3 separate regions of the Homo sapiens genome follow, and all the other regions are linked to region 2. A link is a loop called in an ENCODE intact Hi-C map of the cell type or tissue named here. Cell type or tissue: heart left ventricle. All regions are shown on one strand. Region 1 overlaps LOC107986045 (a long non-coding RNA gene). Region 2 has its middle 12 kb from the start of TM4SF18-AS1. Region 3 overlaps CPB1 (carboxypeptidase B1).

Region 1 (8,000 bases), 320 kb after region 2:
CCTTCAACTTAGAAAATTAAGAAAATGCCAGTCACCATGGAGGCCTCTGGGAAATGCCATGCTTCCCTATGAAGGCAGCTTACCTCTGCCCTGGAGGACTCTACTTCTATAGTTTTTCTTTTTTCTTTTTTTTTTTGAGACTGAGTCTCGCTCCATCACGCAGGCTGGAGTGCAGTGGCAGTGTCGGCTCACTGCAACCTCTGCCTCCCGCCTCCCGGGTTCAAGCAATTCTCCTGCCTCAGCCTCCCAAGTAGCTGGGATTACAGGAGCGTGCCACCATGCCCAGCTAATTTTTGTATTTTTAGTAGACACAGGGTTTTGCCATGTTGTCCACTCTCGAACTCCTGACCTCAGGTGATCTGCTCACCTTGGCATCCCAAAGTTCTGGGATTACAGGCATGAGCCACTGTGCCCAGCCTGCTTCTACACTTCTTAAGGAAGAGGTTGCTTGTTTGTTTATGTATATCTATTTATGTATTGATATCTTCTACACTCCTTATTTACTAGGAAAAACTCAGTTTTCTTGGTATGTAACTGGAAAGTGTGCAACGGGGAAAATGTGGCTGTTTATAGCCCTCTGACCTTGAACATGTTACCAAAGCAATTTGTGTTTCAGCTGCTTCCTGTATGAAGTGGATCTCATAGGCAAATATAGAAATGATACATTCTTCATTGAGAAACATCACATCACTGTCCTCTTATGTAGATGAAAGTATTTTTACCATATGGCTCCTCCTTTCATTGTTAACAACCTGCTCCATCAGGAGAGAGATAATGAATGCAAAGAAAAAATACTTTTTCCACTCTAAAAGTCCATTCAGATTCAAAAGTCCTTACAAATACCTGTGTTAGAGGAAGAAACATCCACATCCCCATGCTGCATTTGGAGTGTGTTTTCTGTTTGTTCTGTTCTCAGTAGGGAGAACCGCTTATTACTGTCCTAGGCATGAGCCTTTTATATACTTGAAAACCGTCGCTAGCTCACCCTGTAACCTTCTCTCCTCCAAAGGGAATCACCTTGGTTCATTTAACCTCTCCTGATCTTTATTTTTCAGATCTCTAATCACTTTGTGGCTTGCTTCTCAACTGACCCCAGTTTCTCTCTCTCCCATTAATTGCAGACCTCAGAACTAGACCCAGGGTCTGCCCAGGTTTGTGTGGCTGGGCAGGGGAGATGGGAATGGAGAGGCGGACAGTGACAGCAGTTACTTGTTAGTAGACCTATAAGGTGGGAGAGATGGGAGGAGTAGGCAGTCTTTGTATAACAGTTAGAAGTCAGGATTTTTTTTTTCCACTTCATTTTATTTCAGAGTTTCTGAAACAGTGGCACGTACATCGATAGACAATTTCCTGCCGAAGCATTGAGCAAGACTTTGCCATGGGCCCAGTACTACTGCTGGAGTTCAAAAACTACCAACTCTTGGTCCCCAGGCTGAATCCTGCCTGTGGACAGGGCTTGTTTTGCTCACACTGTTAAAAATAATGTTTTAATTAGTTACTGACTCTCATTTCAAAATGAGAAATTTGATTTAGGAATCATCCAGAGTTCCAGCTTCTGTGAAACTGGCGGTTTAGGAATAGTGGGCTTGCATGTCAGGCCTGGAACCATGTGCTGGAGCTGAGCAGCAGCTCCCCCTATGGATGGGGGACTCCCCTCCAGTTCCTTTGAGTCCTGCCTTGCCTATTGTTGAGGACTGAGTTGTGTCCTCACTTCCTGTCATTCACATGTTGAACCCCTAACCTCCATAGTGACTGATTTGAATGAAGATAGGGCCTTCAAGGAAGCAATTAAGGTTAAATGAGGTCACGAGGGTAAGGGGAAGAGACACTAGAGAGCTCTCTCTCTGCATGCATTCAGGGGAAAGACCTTGTAGGGAACAGTGAAAAGGTAGCTACAAGCTAGGAAGGGAGGCCCCACTAGAAACTCACCTTGATGGAACCTTGAACTTGGACTTCCAGCCTCCAGAACTGTGAGAAAATAAGTTTGTGTTGTTTAAGCTACTCAGTCCGTGCCATTTTGTTATGGCAGCCTGAGCTGATGAAGCCAGCCATGCACCTCACTTACTTTGTGCCTAGCTTCTGAGGTTATCTGTGTCGAGGCCCCTGCTCTATGTGTGGAAGTTAAAAGAGCGAATTATCCTGTTCCTCTACTTTGTCTACTGGCAGAGAAAGTTAGAGAGAGAAATAATTTGTAACAGAGGGCATCATACAAGTGATGTACAAACTGGCATTGGAGGACAGAAGAACTGTCTGTGGCTGGGATGGGAGGGACAATGCCTCTTCATTGTGAGGAGTGAGCGTGTCAGATGGGTGTTCAGAGATTAGGAGGATTTCAGCAAGTGGTGAGGGAATGAAGGGCAGGAGCAAAGGCATCCAGGCATGAAAGTGGATGGTAATCCAGGTTTGACTGGAGTTCCAGGGTACGTTGCAGGTGGAGGGTGTGCAATCGGAGACAGGGCCAGAAAGGGAGGACAGGGTCTGATCAGAGCCCTGAATGCCACGCCATAGGATTTAGTTTAATTCTGGAGTGAATGAGGAGTACCTGAGAAGCTGGAAGAGGGAACCCAGGGGCTGAAAGATATATTTTAATTGATTAATTCTCTGTTTACTGAGAACATCCGTTGTGTCGAGGCACGGCAGATCCAATTGTGGACAAATAGAAGTCAGTCTCTGCCTTTGCGGAGTTGACAGAAATAGATGATTAGATTTATAACAACGTTAGGCAGTGAGGAGTGCTATGAAGAAAATACAGCAGTGTCGGGATAGAGTGTAATACTGTGGGTGCTAGTGTAGATGTGCGTGCTCAGGGAAGGCATGACATTCGGGCATAACCCTGAATGAAAGCGAGAGGGTGAACCATGTGGTATCTGAGAGAATATAATTCTAGATAGAGGGACAATCAAAGTGCAAAGGCCCTGAGGCAAGAACACAATTGTGTTCAAAGAACAACATAGAGGCCGGTCTGGCTAGAGTAAGCAATGAGAAGAATTGTGGGCAAGGAAGTTGAAGTAGTCTCCTAGTCATACACAGGCTAGGAGAAGGGCACATTTTGGACCAGTACACAAATGAAGTCCTCAAACAGAGCTGACTGCGGAAGACAGGGCTTTAGGGACAGGATGAGATGGATTACCCATCTCCCAATCTCTGGATCAATTGTGTGCGGTGGCAGCCCTCAGTGGAGAGGGATAACCGAAGTCCTGTCTCTCCCAAAGTTCAGACCGTCAGCCTATAACTGTCCCCAAAGAAGGGTGAAGGCAGGGACAGGGTTTATCTGCTTCCCTAGCTCAGAAGCCCAGGCGGTTCCACAGGGGATCCGGGAGAATACAAGTGCTCCTCCTCTAACAAGCACCACACTGCCGCTTAATGTTACAGGCCTCTGACAGATGAAATCAAACCTGTTTTGGCCCTAGAGTGAAATGATTTATTCCAGCAAGTGGAAATAGGAAGAGTTGAAAGGCAGTACAGGCCAGAATGTGGGTTGGCTTCGTAGACTGAGTAATGTGGGTTGGCTTGGTGTAATTCGTTTTTGGAATACATTTTTTTTTAAGGTTTAGTGAGGAGGAGGTAAACAATCCTTTGAGAACCATATAAAGCTCTGCCTCCAGCGTGTGATGGTCAGAGAGCACGGTCATTGCCTTTGGCATTCTCTGCTAAGTTTTCACCCTTGGTGTTTTGCCTTTTCCTTCTTGCTTGGCTGGGAGAGTTATGAGCTCCTTAGGAAAGAATGTCCTGCTTTCTCTGTTGGCCCTGCTGAGGGGCAAACATTAAAAAAAAAAAAAAAAAAAAACCATTAGCTGTAAATCTCTGTGGTAAGAGTGCCCTCTTCTGGTTCGGCTTCTTTGTCTTGAGCTGCCAGTTCCCTAACAATGCTGTTTTTAGGCTTCCGATCTTTTTGATGAAATAAACTAGCAAAGAAAAAAAGCAAAAAAATACCATTGAGGATACATTCATTTCACCCAGTGTTTCTAGAACCCCTTCCACAGTTCTAATTCTTACTTGGCCATATTTTCTGAAATTTCGGACCCAGACTTTCTTTGGGATTTACACTTAGCCTTTTGCGAATCCAGAAAAACAGGTAAAAATAGTAGCATTTCAGAGCTTGGAACGGGTGTTGCAATGGGTTCGTCTGGTCACTTTTATGCTTCTGTTTCTATGCCATTTATTAAGTGCCTACTCAATTTATTGAATATTTGAGGGCCAAGCATTCTCCTAGGCCCTCCAAGATCATAAATGAGATACAGCCCTTGCCTTTGCTAAGAATGTCGTGGGAAATATAGATGAGTAACAGAAAATTACAACATCAGCTGACAAATAACTGAGATGTGAACAGGTGGTTATAGGGGGACATGAAGGAATTTCTTTGGTTATTCAAGCCCAAATGTGAGAAAAATCAATGCCTCCTCAACTCGAATTGTTCCTGTAACAGTCACATCTCTTTATGTACTAGATCCAGGGCTCTATGATGAGCAAATCGTGATGGGTTTAATATATTTCTTCTACTAAACCCCAAAAATAATTTTAGATCTAAAAGGGACATGAAAATATGTCAGTTTTCTCCATTTTTTTTTCTATGTCAAGGGAAAAATTTTCTTTTACAAGGAACATTTTGAGAGGCTCTATATATCTAGCTTCAAGTAATTAAAATTGGTTTTAATTGTGGAATACCAATGCACAATTCTGTGTGGGGTTTGCTAGAAATCATAGATTCAATAGAAACAATTTTCCTCCATATAAAGGGAGAGTTATATTTCATGAGACTCTCCAGAAATCATTCTTCCATTCTGGTCTCTTGTGACTTTTCTCTGTGGGCTCTAACCCATAATCTTGCATATATACAGCTCAGGATGTTACTTAGTGTCCCAATGGCCTTTAAGGTTGTATTTTGTTTTATTTTAGAAAATTTGTTAATGAAATTTTCTGTTTTCTTCTATGTCCTGGATCTTTTGCATAAGAAAAGCTTTAATACAAAGTAGGAGAAGGAGATGGGAGGCAGAGAGGAAAGAGAGAATTCATTTGTGAGCTACAGCAGTCTTCCTGTGTCCATCTCTTGGCTATAAATTCAGATAAAACATGTCAGTGATATTTTAGGGGATGCTTCTCATCAGGTATATATGGTGTTGCTTATTTTACTTTATTTAAAATATTTATTTTATTTTTAACTGCCTATGCAAATTTATCTGCATAAATCTGGTCGCTTTTTTCATTTCTTTTTCCAGTATTGGTTTTAACTCTCAATCATGTACTAAAGAAAGGACTTCTAACTTTTAAATTAGAACTGATAAGCTTTCTTTCTCATAGGACATCTATTTCTAGGTTCCAGCTTTGGTTCACTATACCTTGTCCAAAAATATCTTCTAAACTCAAGAATTCCTAAGGGGGCTTTGGAGCGAGAGGTATCCACAAAATTCTTAGATTACACCCTGAGAAACACTGATGTAGGCACTGTTTTTCTGATTTGAAATTAAAAATCTCAAATGGACTTGGAGGAACAGAGGCTTAATGTAGCTCTGAGCCTGCTCAGTTCTGAGCTAGTCTCAGTAACCAACTGTGGCTGGAGACACAAGGGCTGTACATATACACAGATGGCAGGCAATTGAGCTTTTCAATTCTGCTTCCGTTTTTTTTTTTTTGGTAGGAGCAGAGTTGCTAGATCAAGGATATCAGTTAAACATAATGCTCAAAATGGCAGTGAGGAGCAACCAGTGAGGGAAGCGGCAAGACTGACGGGACAGGGTGAAGGCTCCTGAGTTCCATTGGCTCTGTCATTCATGGGTGATGTTCCAGAATGAGCAATGTATGTGTTCTGAGCTTCAGTTTCTCTATCTCTAAAGTAATTAATAGTGTGCTCCTTGGAGGTGCCTCATGGAGAATGAGCAGCGAGGGGGCAAGGGATCCTCACCTCTGTTTCAACTTACCCTTTCAGTTTTTAATTCTATTTTATATATTTGACTTCATCATAAGCTCTTGTCTGAAGAAAGGGTTACCAGCAAAACAAAACATAACAAAAAAACTTTTAAAAATTATTAGACTAAATGATTTCTAAACTTCCTGCTAGCTCTAGAACTATATGGGAGCCAGAATAGTGGTATTTGTTGCTTTTCTGCCTAGTGTCTATAGTGACTTTCTTCTGATTCTCCTGCAGCCATTTTTGTGACTCAGCTTGGCATTGCCAGAGGCCATCACAGAGAGCTTAGGCATTGAGCTAGTCCAAAGGCAGCCAAACAGAGGTGGGCCCTGGTGGTGGCAGCCTTTAATTTCAGAATGAAGCCTCACCTGTGGCTACCCTGTCTCACAGGGTTTTCAGTTACATGAATCAATATGAATCAATGAATTCCTTTTTTTTTTTTTTTTTTGCTTAAGCCATTTAGAGTTGGGTTTTCTGTCACTTGAAACCAGAAGATTTCTAATTGAATTAGTTGGTATTTAAAAGATAATCAACAAACATTTATTGAGATGTCGTAGAGTATAAAATAGAGTATTAAATGCTTGATATAAAAATCAAGGCACTATTTCTATCAATAAAAAATCTAACTTTGCTGTCCTTTGTGTATAGAAATGACAGTCCTGATTTACTATGTATAGGATATTCTCTTTGTTTATATAACTACTGATAAAAACTCCTACTGAAGCTATTAAACTTACAGTCTTGGTCTCACTAACATGTTGGGCTATCTGAACTCATGTGGAGATAGGCAAATCTGCCAAATATGAAACCAATAAAAAGAGATCACAAAACTACAAAGCACAATGAAGGAAACAGGGCTAAAGTTACTTTCCTGTACTGCTTGGTGAGGGCATAGATCGTGCCAACTTTTCCAGGGCAATTTGATGTTATTACCAAAAGCCTTCAAACTGTGGTCTCACTTTGACCTATCAATCTCACCTCTAGAAATTTATCCTAAGGAAATAACTATGGATGTACACAAAATCATAGATACAGAGATGTTCACATTGTTATGGGCTGAACTGGGTCTCCCGAAATTCATATATTGAAGTCCTGACTCCCAGTAGTGGAGAATGTGACTGTATTTGGAGATAGGACTTCTAAAGAGGAAATTGAGGTAAAATGAAGTCCAATGGGTGGGTCCTAATTCAGTATGACAGGTAACCTTATAAGAAGAGGCAATTAGGACATAGACATACGCAGAAGAAAGACCATGTGAAGACACTGGAGGAAGAAAGCCATCTACAAGTCAAGGAGAGAGGCCTCAGAATGAAATCAATCCTGCTGACATTTTGATTTGGGACTTCTGGCCTCTAGAATTGTGAGAAAAGAAATTTCTCTTATTTAAGCCATGCAGTCTGTGGTATTTTGTTACAGCAGCCTTAGCAAACTAATACACACACACACACACACACACACGCACACATACACACACAAAGGAAAACATGTTAAATGTTGAGCAATGGGGGATTAATGAAACACGTTTTGGCTCATCTGCATGATGGAGCTCCATTCCTACATTTAAAGTGATGCTGATGAACACTGTCATGGAAAGCTACTGATGCTATGTCATTATATAAAGCATATTATCCAATAGTATGTATAGCATAATATTTTATTTGTATGTGTGTGTATATATATAAAGTAAATATTAGTTTGGTCTGAGTGGTGATACATTCCTTTATTTGTTTAGGAAAGTAAAAATTTGTGCTGCTGGCTGCTGGATCATGACGTTCCCAAGTGAACACTAACAATGCTTACAGAATATAAACAATGTTCAGACAAGGCCACTCTGTGACTATGTTTGGAACAAGATAAAGATGAGGCCACTCTATAACCATAAAAATGACTAGATACATTCTTCTTTTAACAGAAGTGACTGCTATTTTCTTTCTTTTTAAATGAATGACAACTCTTACCCACTTTAGATTTTTTCCTTGCTAAGATAAAAATTTTTTCCTTGCTAAGATAAAAATTGTACCTTCATTTTGACAGAATCTCATCCAGATTTGATCCCTACTTTCCTAATTTCTCCTTAAATTTATCCATTAAATTC
Region 2 (8,000 bases):
CGATCCAGTGTGTTGTGCAACATTTCACCTCACCTGACAATGAAATCCAAAACCACTTGGAATGGAAATGACATATATGTTAATGAAGACAGATAATGTATGTCAGTAGACACAAATGAAAGAAGAAAGCCTGGATTATAAAAGGTAGGCAAGCCCTACTCAGTTAACTTCTCCAGGCTCAGAATTTGAAAATGAAGGCACTTTTACCATTGACCTTTCTGTTTTTTATTAGTTCTCCAGGTTGGGCAATAGATAGGCACTGCTACATAGGCATTGAAGAAAGCATTTGGAACTATGCTCCTTCTGGTAAAAATATGCTCAATGAAAAGCCTTTTTCTGAAGACCTGTAAGTAATCCTTTGCATTTAACAAGTTATTATCTGAAGCAAAAGTTGGTAATTGTTGATCATTGATGAAATGCTGATGAAAACTTTCTCATGATTGACACTTGCAGGACACATATGCCATTAGAACCACTTCGTTTGTTTAGTTCCAACATGGTATGGAAAAGAGGTAGTAATACAAATCCAAAATTGCTCTTTCCTGGAATGATCGCCACTCTTGTCTTCCTGACACGTTATTTTGCAGATCACAGCTAATTCTGTTTATCATTAATTTTGTTCACGTGATAAGGTATAAAACAACACTTTCCTTTTGATATGTGTGTAGCTGTTTTCTCGATTTTTCTCTTCAGATAATTGAGAGAGGGAAATATAGAGGACATGAGTGGGGTTCTGATTTACCACGGTTTAAGAGCAAAACACCTTAATGCTACCAACAAATCCACAAATCCATTTAAATGTGTAAACAGTCCTAAATCATGGGAACTGATCGACTACTTGAATGCTAAAGTAACCTTAAAGTGGGGTTAGAAACATAGACACAGTTCAGTTTAAAGAATTTGGCATGTCTTTTAAACCAAAATGCCACATGTTTTACTTACTACATTTGTATTTGATTTCTTCATTCAGTATTTCAACACTCTTCTCACCAATTATACCTGTTTTTGACTCCCATCACATTTTCTCCAGCCTCTGGGTTTTATCTGCCAAAATTAGGCTGTTGAGCTTCTGACTTTTCATTTAGCTTATTTAACACTTTGTTTCTTTCCAGTCAACATTTGTTAAAGTTCTGTCTTTTTTGTTTGTTTATAGAGAATTTCTACAAGGAGGTCAAGCGAGGAAGAGCTTTGTTTTTAAAAAGGCTTTGTATTTTCAATATTGATACTGATAATACATTTCAAAGGATCATTGAAAAACCATCCTGGTTGGGATTTTTAGGTCCAATGATTAAAGCAGAGACTGGAGACTTCATTTATGTACATGTAAAAAATAATGCTTCAAGAGCTTATAGTTATCATCCTCATGGGCTCACCTACTCCAAAGAAAATGAAGGTAAGCAGATCCTCTTTCCTGAGTTTTGCTTATGGAGAGTATGAGCACATTGCATTAGAAAAAGCCAGGTAATCATGGACTGGTCAGCATTCTGAGCTACGTGGAGTTTAGAGTGGATGCAGACTCTACTTCTGATGTATTTAAAGTTTATACCCAAGACAGTCCTTTTTTAGTTTCTCATCTTAATTGAGTGACAGCCCTTATGCAATTCCTAGGAAATAAAACACTTTTCCCTTACTCACCAGAAAAGAAAAAAAAGGTGTTTTTTTGTTTCGTTTTGTAGGAAACACTCATGAGCTAAATGTTAGGTTGGCAGAAATCCTGTTCTGCCCCCACCTCATTTCCATTTCCTAGTAGATGAGGATCACCCTCTGGGAAGATATCAGTATCAAGAGAAATCACTACTTTCCAGGCAGACTCTTCTCTCCTACACAGCTACAGTCACAGATACATCATGATTTTGGAAAAAAAAAAAAAGGAAGGGAAGAGAAAGCCAACAAATAGGATTTTGTGAGTTTTTGGGAGACAACAAGGAAAGCTAGGAAAACAGAGTTTGGAATTGTCTTTAGTAGAACACAGATATTTTTTCCCAGTGTTTGAAATATGGTTTTTAAAAGGCCTGGCATAAATCTTTAGAAAACTGGAATTTTAGGCCAACTTGATAAGAGTACCACCTATAGCATACGTGCTCCTTCCAACAGAGGCTCTATGATAATACAGGGCAGCGGAAATCCCATATGCCATTCCTTTCATCTGTCATCATTATTTTGCCATGTTACATGACCATCTTGCAATGATTATTGCCCTTTAAATATAGTCTATAAAAAAAAAGAAAAATAGTCTATATTATAGACATATAATGTGAAAAATGTTAACAAGAGTTTGCTTTATTTTTTTACTTTTTAATCAACTCTCAAAACTTGAACTGAGGTTTGATGATTCCGTCAGGGAAGCATGAAGAAGAACTAGAAAACAGGCCTTGAATTAATCCTCTGGACTGAAACAGACTCAGGAAACTGGACCATGACTGGAGCCAGTTCCAGCTGGGCCGCTGGGCAGGAAGAAAGTACAAAACAGTCAGTCATAATTTCTTCATGTTCAGTGTGGAACAGGAGGGTCCCAAAAGAAGAATAGAGAATCAGAGGCTGCTCATGTTTCAAAGTCTTTTATTGAATAAAGGAATTTTATTCATAGTTAGCAGGATCCAGCCACGAGGGGTAAGGATCTGAGGCAACACTTTAGCCAGAGAAGAAGAAAGAAAGGAGAGCAACGGTCCAAAGTCAGAACTGAGGTAATAGTTCAGAGTAACGGCATGGGCCACCTTCGGACTGCAGTGGGCTACTTGGAAGTAACAGGGACACCCTTGGATGCCCTGGGTCCCAAGTCTGACTGGCAATGAAGAAAATATGGAGGGCAACTCGGGAGTCCAGAGGTTACCTCTGCATCTGAGATCTAGGCACATGGTAGGTGCAAAATAAATATTTGTTGAATCCATCAGTAAGAGTGATGATAGCCTATTATATACTGCCTGCCTCATTCCAATTTAGTCTAAAAACTGCAGCCAAGCTGAGCATTCAGGTAGAAGCCAACTAAAGGGGATTTAGGGAGGTAGGAATCTGGGAAATGGTGGGGAGAAATGCACACTTTTTGAGAAATACAAAGTAGCATAATGGAGGAAGCCCGAGTCACATTCAAAATAGTGTTATCCAATATTTACTGTAACCACAGTGCAGAATATGTTTTCTAGGTGCTATCTATCCTGATAATACGACAGGCCTGCAAAAGGAAGATGAATATCTGGAGCCAGGGAAACAATATACCTACAAGTGGTATGTAGAAGAACATCAGGGACCTGGCCCCAATGACAGTAATTGTGTGACAAGAATTTACCATTCCCATATAGACACTGCAAGAGATGTAGCTTCGGGACTTATTGGACCAATACTGACTTGTAAAAGAGGTAACTTTAAAAAAAAATCTCATTGCAGTAAAAGAGTAAACCAGAATGGGTAGGCTGTCCTCTGCTCTCCTAGAGGAATTTTACTATCCAAGGCACTCCATTTTCCTGCCTTAACCTTGGTTTTCCAGTCAAGAATGGAAACTTGCCATCTTGGACTCTGAGCACTAGATGGCGATCTCAAATCCAACCCTCAGTTCAACCAATAATTCAGGTTGGTCACTAGATGGTAGTCAAACCCAATAAACTTCACTTCGGCCATCTTCCTTCAAAATTACTGCCACCTTTTTGTGTTTATGTTTTAAGGTGAATCAGTTAGAATCATCAGTTTATTAATAATTCTTGCAAGGAGGAAGTTTTGCTGATATGTTTCTAACTTGCAAGGGAATATAGAGTTTTGAAAATTCTGATTTGGTTCATTAAAACAAGATCAACAAAGCAACAGCACTAGATTAATTATGAAGTTAATGAGCAAATTTAACTTCCTATGACAATCAAAGTTTAAATTTTAGGTGAACAAACATCTCTCCACAATAAATATTTTAATAATTGCAGTTTCCTATGCCAAACACACATAGTCTCATGATTACAAATTACATTCCTTGGGAGATAACTTTTTTTTTTTTTTGTATTTTTAGTAGAGGCTGGGTTTCACCATATTAGCCAGGCTGGTCTTGAACTCCTGACCTTGTGATCCGCCCGTCTCGGTCTCCCAAACTGCTGGGATTAAAGGTGTGAGCCACCGTGCCCAGCCGGGAGATAACTTTTTAAACCAACTTTGGAAGAGCTTTTTGCCCTTCTCAAAATTGCAAGGAACTCAACTGCATAATGGCAAGATAAAGAATATGTGTTTATTATATTTAACTTAAACATTAGCTATCTAGTCTGAACATTTCCAAACTTTCTCCCTTTTCTTTTTAAACAGTAAGATAACTTAATGCTTTGCATTCTCAAAGGCAAGTATGTGAACTGCCATCAAGCCTTCCTTGGTTGGGTACAGTGGCTCATGCCTGTAATCCCAGCACTTTGGGAGGCCAGGTTGGGAGGATCACTTAAGGCCAGGAGTTTGAGACCAGCCTGGGCAACATAGTGAAACTGTGTCTCTACAAAAAAAAGAAAGAAAAAGAAAAAGACTTTCTCACTTACAGTTATGTTGATTTATGCCCTATGGTTTTAAATATAAGGCTGTTATAAAATATTTGGGACTGATAATAATTTTATAGAATATTATATTTTTATATACTTTTTAAATATTATAACTATTTTATTCCCACTGTCCTAAGCACTTTTCTCTTTTGTTCAATCTAAGCGCACAGAGGGATCTTATCCATTTTGAGTCATTTGTTTCCATCTGTGGGTTAATGAGTCTGAAATCTGTAACTTTGGTTCAAACTCCTTTACTGATAGTCAGGCCTGGCAACTTGGCGTCTCTACTTGGGTGTTTCATCCGTACCTAAATACGTCATATTCCAAAACCCGTCATTTGTTCCTGCCCTGAATCTCTCCCTTCCTTCTGTGTTCCCTGCCTTGGGGAATGGCCCCAGTATGCTCCAATTAGTCACTGGAGACAAAACCTTGGGTAACATTCTTGATACTGCCCTCTCCCTCATCACTTGCTAAATACATCAGTCAAGTCCCGCCAGCTCTACTTCGTACACATCACAAGGTCAGCTCACTTCTCTTCAGCTCCACGAACTCTAACCTAGTTCAGGCCACTGCCATCTTTTTGCTAGGATACCCACAACAGCCTCTTAGCTGCCCCACCAGTCTCTAGTGCTTCCCCTTTCAATTCATCTCCACTTGGCTTTCTGTCTGGGGGGTGAAGGTGGGAGGATGATTCTGAGTCTGTCACTCCTTTGCTTAAAATCCTTCAAGGACTGCTGATTGTTCTGACGATAAAGTCCAAATTCCTTTTATCTTAATTGCTGCCTGGAATCTTCTCTACAGGTACACCCCAGCAAACTCCTCATCCTTTAAATATCAACTGAGGTGTCACTGCCTTCAGAAAAGATTTCCATACCCAAAATTAAATTAACCAGCTCCCAAACACTGAACTCTTCCCTACTATAGAACTTTACACACTATAGTATCTTATTAATTGATGGCGTCCACCCTTGATTGTATGCCCTGCAAGGGTAGATAACTGTCTTGTTCACTTTTATAAACCCAACACTTGTCATAGTACCTAACACATTACAAATATTCAATAAATATTTGTTGAATATAAGCATAGAAGAATAAATAAATTGGTATGAACTAAAGTTATCCTTCGTTTGAGGAAACACAAATTTTTAGACTTTGAACAATCTCACGCGATAATGGTCATCAGATGCAGACACTGCAGAAAGTTACTGATTTGATGTAAAGATGAGTATGGATTCTTTAAATATGGCTTCATATAGGTAATATGCTTTTTTAAGTTTGTTGTAAACTTTACAAAAACCGACATCCCACATCGCAAACATTTACCTTTTTCACGTGCCCTAACAATTAACAAAACTGTAGATCGTAAAAGTAGTTGTATCTGTAACAATGGTTCTAATTAATGTCTACATGAAAAGTAAGAAATGTGTTTTTTGTTTCAGGGACACTGAATGGAGACACTGAAAAAGATATTGACAGGTCTTCTTTTCTGATGTTTTCTACAACTGATGAAAGCAGAAGCTGGTATAGTGATGAAAATATTCGTGCATTTACTGAATCTGGCAAGATTAATACTAGTGATCCCCGTTTTGAGGAGAGCATGAGCATGCAATGTACGATTAAAAGAACTTTCTCATACATAATATCTTATAATTCTAACTTCTATGATCGTATTCAGTCATTTCCCTTTGTTCAAGTTTATTTAGTTGAGTTTATGTTTTTCAGCGTTTCAATCAGAGTATACTGGGTTGACATGCAAATGCAAATCACTAGTAAAGCCTGCTCATTCCCTAAGTCCAATAGCAAGTAAAGTTTGGTCAATATTTGTTTTCTGAAGTCTCATACTGATTTAAAATAGACAGTAAAAACCTAAGAAAGACGTAACTTTAAGTAATAAAATATGGAATAACAAAGACATAATTGACCAAATATTTTATGAATATGTGTTTTTATCCAACATAGAATTTTTCAGAAATGATGTCATCATAATCCGTCACCCTTATCCTTGGTTTCTTCTCTCATGAACTTAGTTTCTATTTTTTTCCCCTTTTCACTGCTTCCTGCCTTTCAGGAACTTTTTCTCCTCTTGCCTTTAAACCTTTGTGTTCCCCTCACTTCTCATCATACACAATGCATATGGACTCCTTTCCCATGAAACACAAATCAGATGTTATAGATTATGTGTGAGAACAATGTTGACATTGTGAGGTTTATATTAATATGATGAGGAAATACACAGAATTTTTACCAGGTGGCACTGATCTATCATGCCTGATTGATTAATATACATTTGTTTTCAGCAATAAATGGATACATCTATGGAAATCTGCCCAATCTCACCATGTGTGCTGAAGATAGGGTCCAGTGGTATTTTGTTGGCATGGGTGGCGTGGCTGACATACACCCCGTCTACCTCCGCGGACAAACTCTGATCTCTCGGAATCACAGAAAGGACACCATTATGCTCTTCCCCTCCTCACTGGAAGATGCCTTCATGGTGGCCAAGGCCCCTGGAGTGTGGATGCTGGGATGCCAGATACATGGTAGTGATCTATTACTTTTGCGTGATACAGAGTCAGAGAACTTCCAAGGTCATAGCCCATTACAAATGCCTTACCTTACAAATGAAGAAACCGATATCCAAGAAGGTGATATGATTCCTTTTGGAAACAGTCAGTGATGGAGCCCAGGTCCCTGACAGCTTTAAATCCTTTTAAGTATATAGGATTGGGTTGCTGTTTTTACAAAAACTTTTATATTCATTGTGAGAATATAAACCCTGAGTGAGAACCCTGAGTGTCAGACAGAGCAGATATTATTACAGCTTTTTCTTTAACTGAGGAAACAAGAATCAAAATCCTATGGGAAGCAGAGCAAGAAATTATGCAGAACCCAATAATTCTAATTGATTACTCAAGTAAACCTCCTTATTTTTGTTTATTTCCCTCTCCACATTTGCCATTTAATAACAGAATGGTCAGTTATGTTGTTGTTTATCTTTTTTATTCTTGAATATGACAAAACTCTATATATGATCACGTAAATGTTCTGTGTTATTTTTCAATCAGAAAAAAACATAATTTTCATTAGAATTACAGAATTTAACTTTATTTTTTTGTGTGAGAAAAAGAAAACCACTCACGGCTATTATAACTCAAGGACTGAATTTAGTGATAAAAAGTTGTCACTTAGAAAAGATGATCATTTTCAGATTAAAATATACTCAGCTCCACCAATACCTCCTATCTACCTTATTCTCAGATCATACCCTCAAGACAGTCTTTCTACCTCAACCCTGCAGAAAGACTAGTGTCAGCCCTAGACCAAGTGAAAAAACGCCTCAAAGCCTAGTTGGCTGATGGGATCCCATCACTTTCTCCTGTGTGTCTCCTCTTTCTGTGTCCTTCTGAAGATTTTCTGCGCTTTAATTTACTCCATTTTTTTTAAGTAATTACAAGAATATATGAATAGACCTTTGTTGGAAAGAAAGGTAGGAAGGAAAGAAAG
Region 3 (8,000 bases), 420 kb after region 2:
GAAAACAGTATGCCTCATATGATTCAGAGCAGTTTTTTAAAAATAATAAAAATAAAGAAAATTGTATTTTGCATAAAGGCTTAAAATAAATCCCAACAACTCAGGACTGGAGCCTCTCCAACTGCACTGGAGGCCACTTGATGATGAGACTGGGTCTTTTGTCATGTGTGTGTTTCAATTTCTTTCCAACCTCAGGCAGAAAGAAACCATTTGAAGGCAAAGGAAGATATACGTAGAAATTGAAAATGAGGCCTGTGGAATGTGCCTTCCAGATAAATCTAAGCTGCAGCACCCACAGCTCTTGGGTCTAGCCCCTACCACTCTAGCCACTTGCTTGCATACACTGAGTGTCTAATTAGAGGGACTGGTGTCTACCTCTTGAAGGTGACTTGTGCCTCAGGTAGCCCTGGTACTTGTTTGTCGTCTGTTTAGCCAAAAAAACACTCTGTCTTTTTTTTTTTGAGATGGAGTTTTGCTCTCGTCGCCCAGGCTAGAGTGCAGTGGCAGGATCTCAGATCACTGCAACCTCCGCCTCCCAGGTTCAAACGATTCTCCTGCCTCAGCCTCCCGAGCAGCTGGGATTACAGGTGCCCGCCACCACGCCTGGCTAATTTTTTGTATTTTTAGTAGAGGTGGGGTTTCACCATGTTGGGCAGGCTGGTCTCGAGCTCCTGATCTCGGGATCTGCCTGCCTCGGCCTCCCAAAGTGCTGGGATTATAGGCATGAGCCACTGCACCCGGCTGAAAACACTCTGTCTTATATTTTCCTCCAGCAACAATCCTTTCAGATAAAACTTTTGTGTCATCATCTTGGGAAGTTAATTCTGATACTGTGGGGTTGGTTGGTCTTTGGGTGTGTTCTTTCCTTGTGCATCCTAATGTCACAGCACTTAGCACCTGTATCACAAAAGACTGCTTATTTTTGCTGCTTCCCTACTGCTAGTTCTTTAAAGATTGCCCTGATCTCCCTCCTTCCTTTTCTCTTTTCATCTTTTCTTCTCTCTATTCTTACTTTCTTGTTCTCTTAGTGCCTAGTAAGGCCCTGGCACATAGTAAGTGCTCAGTAGATGCTTACAGGGAGGAAATGTCTCTGTGGGTTGAAAAGGATATTTTTCTCCTCCTCCCTTTTTATTTTGAGATAGGGTCCTGCTCTGTCACCCGGGCTGGAGTGCAATGGTGCAATTATAGCTCACTGTAACCTAGAACTCCTGGGCTCAAGTGACTCTCCCGCTTCAGCCTCCTGAGTAGCTGGGATTACAGGTGTGCATGACCAGCTAATTTTTTAATTTTTTTTAGAGAAAAGTTTGCTATGTTGTCCAGGCTTTCCCTCCTTTTTTTTTTTTTGAACAGAAAACTGATTACATATTTTAGAAAAATTTGCTGTGAGGCAAAAGCCACATGCTTTAAACTATCAGAAAAGAAAGGCCCCAGGAACCTTTCGTTGGCTTTTTAGGCACATGGTTCTTTGCACAGTTCTGAAGCCAAGACTCACAGATTGTTGTAGCTCCCGGGCCATATGTGTACTTGGTGCCGTGCAGTGAGGCAAGTTCTTTCACAGTAGCTTTAGCCAGGGCATTCTGCAAAAGAAACAGGAATAAGTAAGGAAATAAATAAAAGCACACTGCCAAACAAATGCCCTGTACATTATTTTTAAGGCATTCAAAGCATGTAAGTAACAATTTGGATCGTATTATATGCTTATTCAGGACCCATTTTCATTTTTCTACTTAACCTAGTGATATGATCCAAGTAATTCTTGTGCAAGAATGTCTTCCCTAATACCCTCCCCAAGCATTCACTCTGAGCCTCTATTTATCTTGTCTTGTAAGAGTTTGTAACAGAAAAGCAGGAGACAAGGAAGTCTTTATGGTTGTGCAAAGAAGTTGTTTACCTGTTTGCAGGCAAACAAACCAAAACACACGCATGCAAAAACGCAAAGAAAACAAAGCAAAAAAAAAAAAAAAAAAAAAACACTTGGCAATGTGGCAGTTTATAAAGCCAGATTAAGTTACAATAGGGTTGTGTGAGTTAGGGCAGGAGCATTAGAAACTGCACATAGGAATGGCTAGTCAATGCAACATTCAGTGCCAGCATGAAAATGCTTAGGAATTGGCAGTTCCAAGGATGAGTGGTAGCTCCAGCTTGGAAATTTTTTAGACTAAAAAGTTAGAGAATATTCATTCTATTTCAAAATGCAGAACATTTGAATTTCAGAATTAAAAAAAATTGTTAGGTATTAACTTACGTGTAATCTTTTTTCTTAGAAGCATCATCACCTTCTCATAAGAACCATTGCCCTCCAGTTCCCTGCACCCCACTCCTAGGGAAAGGCTCTCTGCGCTCAGAAACTCTGTGGTAAAACTCCACTGACATACTGCCTATTTAAATAAAACACTTGAGAAGCAAGGCCTGGCTCAGCTGTCTGGGGAATACAGATTTGAAAAACAAATTATTTACTGCAGGAGAATTAGCCATAATTCATTCCGGTTATGAAACCGGCTATATTTCATACTTTGGCATTATAATTACTTCTTCTACATATGCCTGGAAAACTGTGAGGTTGGTGATGAAATCAGAATAATATGATTTTTACAAAGTAGGAATTTTCCTTTCCTTATTCTAATGTTGAAACTAGTTTAGTAGAATCTTATGTCAAACTGATGAGGGCGTGGCCGTAAGACTTCAAGGATTCCAATTCCTATAGCATTAATACTTTATCAGCCAGGTGGTAAATTAGAAAACTTAAAAAGAGTTATTAAATGTAACTCATTATTTTCTGTTCTGGTCCACTGAAATGATGCAATCAGCTTCCTGGAACTAACATTATTCTCAGAGTTTTGGGTCGGTACTTGCAAATTTTAGGGTTCCATTTTCCTATTTCTAAACTGATAAACTAAGACATGCTTTCTCTAACTGCATGAAATCTTTACTGTTGTGGCCTAAATATATTGCTCCTCTTGTTTAATCTTATTGTAACGAAGACACTAGATTTAGATTTTTTTAACCCTTTGTTTAAACCCTTAGGTTCCACTGCCAATTGAAACCAGAACCAGTTAAACATTACATAATGCTCATAATAGATTTAAAACCATCTTCTAGAGATGTGAAACATGGTGAGGCAATAGTTCTTTTTGTAGGTAAACATGATATTTTCTACCATTCTACAATTTCTTTATCTTGCCATTTATCAAAGGAAATCTCCAGTTAGTTATTTATCTGAAAGGCAGAACCTCTGATCTTAAAGAATTCTTATTCCTTCCCTGGTTGCCTTCTTCAGGCTTTACTTCAATTTTTCCTTAAGCCTTGAATTATTATTTTTAGTTAGTAGAAATATGATTCTTCAATATTAGTTCCAAACATATAAAGTTACGAAGACTAGAGAAGATTTAATAGTCATTGTCATTATCTATTGGACTCGTGTGTTGATTGATTGTCTTTCAAGTCTCTCAATATATTTACTGGTGCAATGTAGTAATACAGTTTTCAGACAAAACCAAAGGGGGCTACTTGTGATCTGTTATCTCTTTTGACTTATTATATCAATTTAGACATGATTTCCATTAAGGCCACAGAAAAATGTTTAGTTGTCCTTTCCTCAAACCACACTCTGGGCATGTGAAGTGACATCCAAGTTCTCTCTACACCGTCATCGGCATCTTTTGGCAACAGTTGCTCTATTTTTTTTTTGATGCTGAAGCAATATCTGAGGTTGATGTGAGCTTAAAAAGGTTGTTATTTTATTCCTGTCACAGGTGCACACTGGAGGAACATTTAGTTTATGCCTAAGTTCTCAGCTCTTGTCCTCAGTTGCTCTCTCATTTTGATATCCACCTCATCTCTCATCTTCTGAAGATCACCTCATCACCACGTCTTCGATGGCTCTATCATGTCAAACCTCTTTTGGCAAAAACAGTTGTTGCAAACCAGGTCCGGCCTTGTCTCTCAGGCTACATTATTTGTTGTGCATTCCCGTGTTCCTTCTGAGGTAGATTTTCCTGAATTACTTCCCTGTACACCCTTTCCTGCTTCTCCTGACCTCCATGACTGTGGGTACCCTTTTCTCTTCACTGGAATCCTCTTTCTCTCTTTACTAATATGGATAATTGCTATTGTTTTTCCAGATTCAGTTTTAGTGTTATCTTCTTTGTGAAGCTGCCTCTACTCTCTTAGGAAGCATTGAGCCCCTCTCCTTTTTGGGGGCCCACACTTTTATCAGGGTTCACTGTATGCTATAATCAGTTGTTTTTGCATCTATTTCCTCACCAGGTGAGCTCCTTGAAGGAAGGAATTGTTGGCTATTCATTTTGTATCCTCAGCAGATTGCACAGCACCTAGCACATGATTAGTTGACTGAGTCTAACACTCTGGCTTAGGGGCATTATGAATAATCAAGATTTGGGTGGAGGTACAGAGTGCTGAGCTTTGCAGAGGCTGAACCCACCTGAGTGGAGATTGGGGATGCTTCTGGGGGAGGGCAGTGGTACCATTTATTGATGGTTGATAGGATGCCACATTTAGACATTGACATCTTCTGTGCATTTTACTTATTTCTATTAATTAAAAAAAAAAGTCTATGAATCCTTTCTCTTAGCCCCTCCAAGGCCAAAAGACAAAAAAAGTCAGAACAGACATTAATCAAGTAAAATATCATATTTTAAATTCCAATTATCTTAACAAAAATCCCTGGAATCAGTGTGGGTCTTTTCTTTAGAAGAGTTCAAATAATTTCACAAATGTTACTCATTTATCTTCTCAACATTATCTGTCCATATTTCACCAACACAGAATTTTCTAGCAGAATGGAATTCCACCTGGGGCAGCAAGCTCAGTGGGAATGTTCCAATCAACCCAGATGACTGACCCCTGCTAAGAATGGTAGAGAGAAAGGTAATTCTTGCATTTGCTACAATTTAGAGTGGTAACTCTTTTCCCTTCATGTTTCTGTAAAAAGAGATGAGGGCAGATGATGGAAGAACCAAGAAGCAACGACACAGCAGAGAACTCGGTCCATATCTTGAAACTCCAATTAGTGATGATTTCTATAAAACTTGCCTTTTGAGGGACATCTTACATTGTTTCTCAGTGGATTCAAAATCAGAACTAACATTTACATAAAAACTTAAGCTTTACAAAGAGCTCTTGATAAGAGCTAGATATTTTTATCCCCATTTTACAGATAAAAGAACTAACACTCACAGAGGATAAAAGAACTTGCTCAAGGGCACACAGCCCCATAAGTGGCTGACTTGAGCTAGGTTCTTCTTTCTTTAAATCCTCTGCTCTTTTTCACTTCTCCTTGTGGCCTTGGAATACTTCAAAAGAAGTGTTGCTGGAGCTGGTTTTACCAATTGTAAAGAACAGAAGGAAGCTAAATATAAACCAGCCTGAGAGAAAACTTTGCTTTCAGTCAAGGCCAAACATGGTCAGCCTTTATTAATCCTTAGCTATGAATTTTCACATCTTATGCATGTTCTCTTTTGTCATCTGTTTCCTCAAAATGAGGCCTTGGTCCTAGAGCAAAAGACAGAGAGAGTCTAAAATGTCACATCTAGCTCGTAGCCCAAGAGACAAAGTAAAAGCTTAGTGTAATGTTTCTCCAGGCATTGAGTTCCAAGGACCTGGTGAGATGAATAAGGAGAGGATATTCTTTTCCACTGACCTGCATTCCCATCGAATATATGATAAAGAAACTCCCCTTTCGTGACTGTGCACATAGCCCTTGTTCCAATCTCTTGTACACAGCCAGCATCATGACAGGGGGCTGCCTCTTCTAATCTTCCAGTGACCCATTATTACAGCATAAGAAAACAAAAGCTCCAAACCAACTATAAGGTATAAAACAATTTAAAGAAAATTTTCTGTAGAACTTTGTTTCTAACTGAAAGTTCTGAGTTTAGCCATCCCTATGGGTGAATATTTGTGATAAGAGAAACATCAAAATAATCCTTAACTGCAGTTTCCTTCCTTCTGTCCTGCGATAATGGGTAAATTACACCAAGGGACCAATAAGAAACTTAACTTTTATAATTTTGGTGCAAAAGAAGAAGCCCTTACGGTCTATAAGCAGGAACCAAGGAGAAAGCATTTGAGACCTGAAAAAGCAAATATGTTTTGAGAAAAAGGAGGCCCTGAGATTAGAGAAGGGCAAGGAGTTAGGAAAAAGTTTGGCTTAGGAGAACCAGGCCTGCCGATTTCCACAGAGCCCACGGGGAGTGTGGGAACGCTTTCACTGATGAAAACCAAACTTTTTATTTGGCTGATCTGCATACATATTTTTAAGCTCTTTGAAATTCAAGGGAAATGTGAAGTGTGAGTCAGCTGAAATTGCAAAGTCTAGAGAATGTATTTATTTATTTACCTATTTATTTATTTTTCTGGTGGAAGTGGAGTTTCTCCCAAATAAATAAATACTGTCTAATGGGGGATTTGTAGGTTCTCTTGCACTTGTAATTTGCAGAACATTGTAAAGTTTTGTGAAGAAAGTATAAGATCCTGTGAAAGGCGAGAGCCTTTGTCCAGGAATGTGACTTTGTTCTTATATTTATTTAAAGCAAGTTTCTCAACCTTGGCACTCTTGACGTTTTGGGCTGGATAATTTGTTGGGGATGGGAGGGCTGTTCTGTGCATTGTAGGATGTTTATCAGCATCCCTTGGCCTCTACTCACTAGATGCCAGTAGAGCTCGACAGTTATGACAACCAAAGATGTCTCCCAAACATTGCCAAATGTCATCTGGGGGTGGGAGTGGGAGTGGGGGGCAAAATTAGTTGAAATGGAAGTCATATAAAATATTTAGTTATGGTAAACTAGAATTTATTTTAGGAAAAAGATTAAAAAGAAAGACAACTGATTTTAAAGGTGCTATGAGAATGCCTTTTTCTCGTTGATGACATTACAGCTATCTTTTAAACACCTCTGCTAGGTCACTGTTGCTAAAACATCACTTTATTCCCAGAACGTTCAGGCTTAGCAAAAAATACAGACTGACCAGTTAAATTTAAATTTCAGAGGAACAATAATTTTTCAGTATAAGTCTGTCCCATGAAATATTTGGACATGGTTACAATAAAAATTGTTTGTTGTTTGAATTCCAGATTCTACTGGAAGTCCTGTAATGGACCTGCAATCCTATTTTCCAGGTCCCTGGCTCCAGGGCCCACTGTGACACAGGATTCATCCTGGCATTCAAGTGCCTACACAACCTGGTTACCTCATTGATTGGCCCTTGCCCCGACTCTTCCCTAAGGAGAACACTCGATACAGGATGACCCTCTTCTACTTTCTTCCTCAACTTCATCTTTCAGTTTCTCCATTGTTCATTTGTTGGCTCTTTTCTCTGCCTAAAACACCCTATTCCTTTCTCTGCCACTCAAATCCTGCCCAGACTTCAAAGCTCAGAACAAATTGCATCCCCTCTCTATAATCTTCACTGAGCAGCTTCAGCAAACATTGCTATTTTCCTTTCCTGAATTCTTACTATTGCACTAACTGGAAACTCCCAATTCTGTTCTCCTTTTGTATGGTTTCTGGTACCCAAGTCTTATCATTTCAGTAGGATTGTAAATTCTCAGTGGCAGGAAACATACTTTATAATGAACACTTAATAGGTGCTCAATGAAATTTCTTTCTTTCTCTTTTTCTTTCTTTCTTTCTTTCTTTTTTTCTCTCTTTCTCTTTCTTTTTTTTTTTTTTTTTTTTTTGAGACAGGGTCTTGCTCTGTCACCCAGGCTGGAGTGCAGTGGCATGATCTTGGCTCACTGCAACCTCTGCCTCCTGGGTTCAAATGGATTCTCATGCCTCAGCCTCCCGAGGAGCTGGGACTACAGGCGTGTGCCACCACATCCAGCCAAATTTTTGTATTTTTAGTAGGGAAGAGGTTTCACCATGTTGGCCAGGCTGGTCTCAAACTCCTGACCATAGTGATCCTCCTGCCTCGGCCTCCCAAAGAGCTGGGATTACAGGCATGAGCCACCAGGCTTGGCCATGAAATTTTCGATGATT

What was found. A loop is a pair of places that touch in the nucleus more often than their neighbours do. Peaks named below come from ENCODE experiments on the same cell type or tissue, not always from the same donor. Only the 100,000 strongest peaks of a DNase experiment are listed, where the experiment ranks them.
Region 1: it touches region 2 in a loop (23-fold over the local background); 101 of 110 quality-filtered maps call a loop at or near these places.
Region 3: it touches region 2 in a loop (2.8-fold over the local background); 37 of 110 quality-filtered maps call a loop at or near these places.

What each region holds. Positions count from the first base shown.
Region 1 is chr3:148,951,487-148,959,486 of GRCh38, reverse strand. It overlaps LOC107986045 (a long non-coding RNA gene), which reads right to left. Exons shown (of 3, transcript XR_001740565.2): 3 at 3,399-3,905. Among named protein-coding and RNA genes, the nearest start is that of GYG1, 36 kb to the left of the region's middle. RefSeq lists an enhancer at 1,475-1,976. In heart left ventricle, CTCF peaks have their summits at 1,647 and 3,832 (motif pointing left); no DNase peak of the experiment used is centred here; H3K27ac peaks cover 841 bases.
Region 2 is chr3:149,268,856-149,276,855 of GRCh38, reverse strand. It overlaps the pseudogene CPHL1P. Among named protein-coding and RNA genes, the nearest start is that of TM4SF18-AS1, 12 kb to the left of the region's middle. RefSeq lists an enhancer at 6,113-7,312. In heart left ventricle, a CTCF peak has its summit at 3,535 (motif pointing right); no DNase peak of the experiment used is centred here; H3K27ac peaks cover 997 bases.
Region 3 is chr3:148,851,034-148,859,033 of GRCh38, reverse strand. CPB1 (carboxypeptidase B1) reads right to left here. Exons shown (of 11, transcript NM_001871.3): 10 at 1,493-1,577. Among named protein-coding and RNA genes, the nearest start is that of CPA3, 10 kb to the left of the region's middle. In heart left ventricle, no CTCF peak of the experiment used is centred here; no DNase peak of the experiment used is centred here.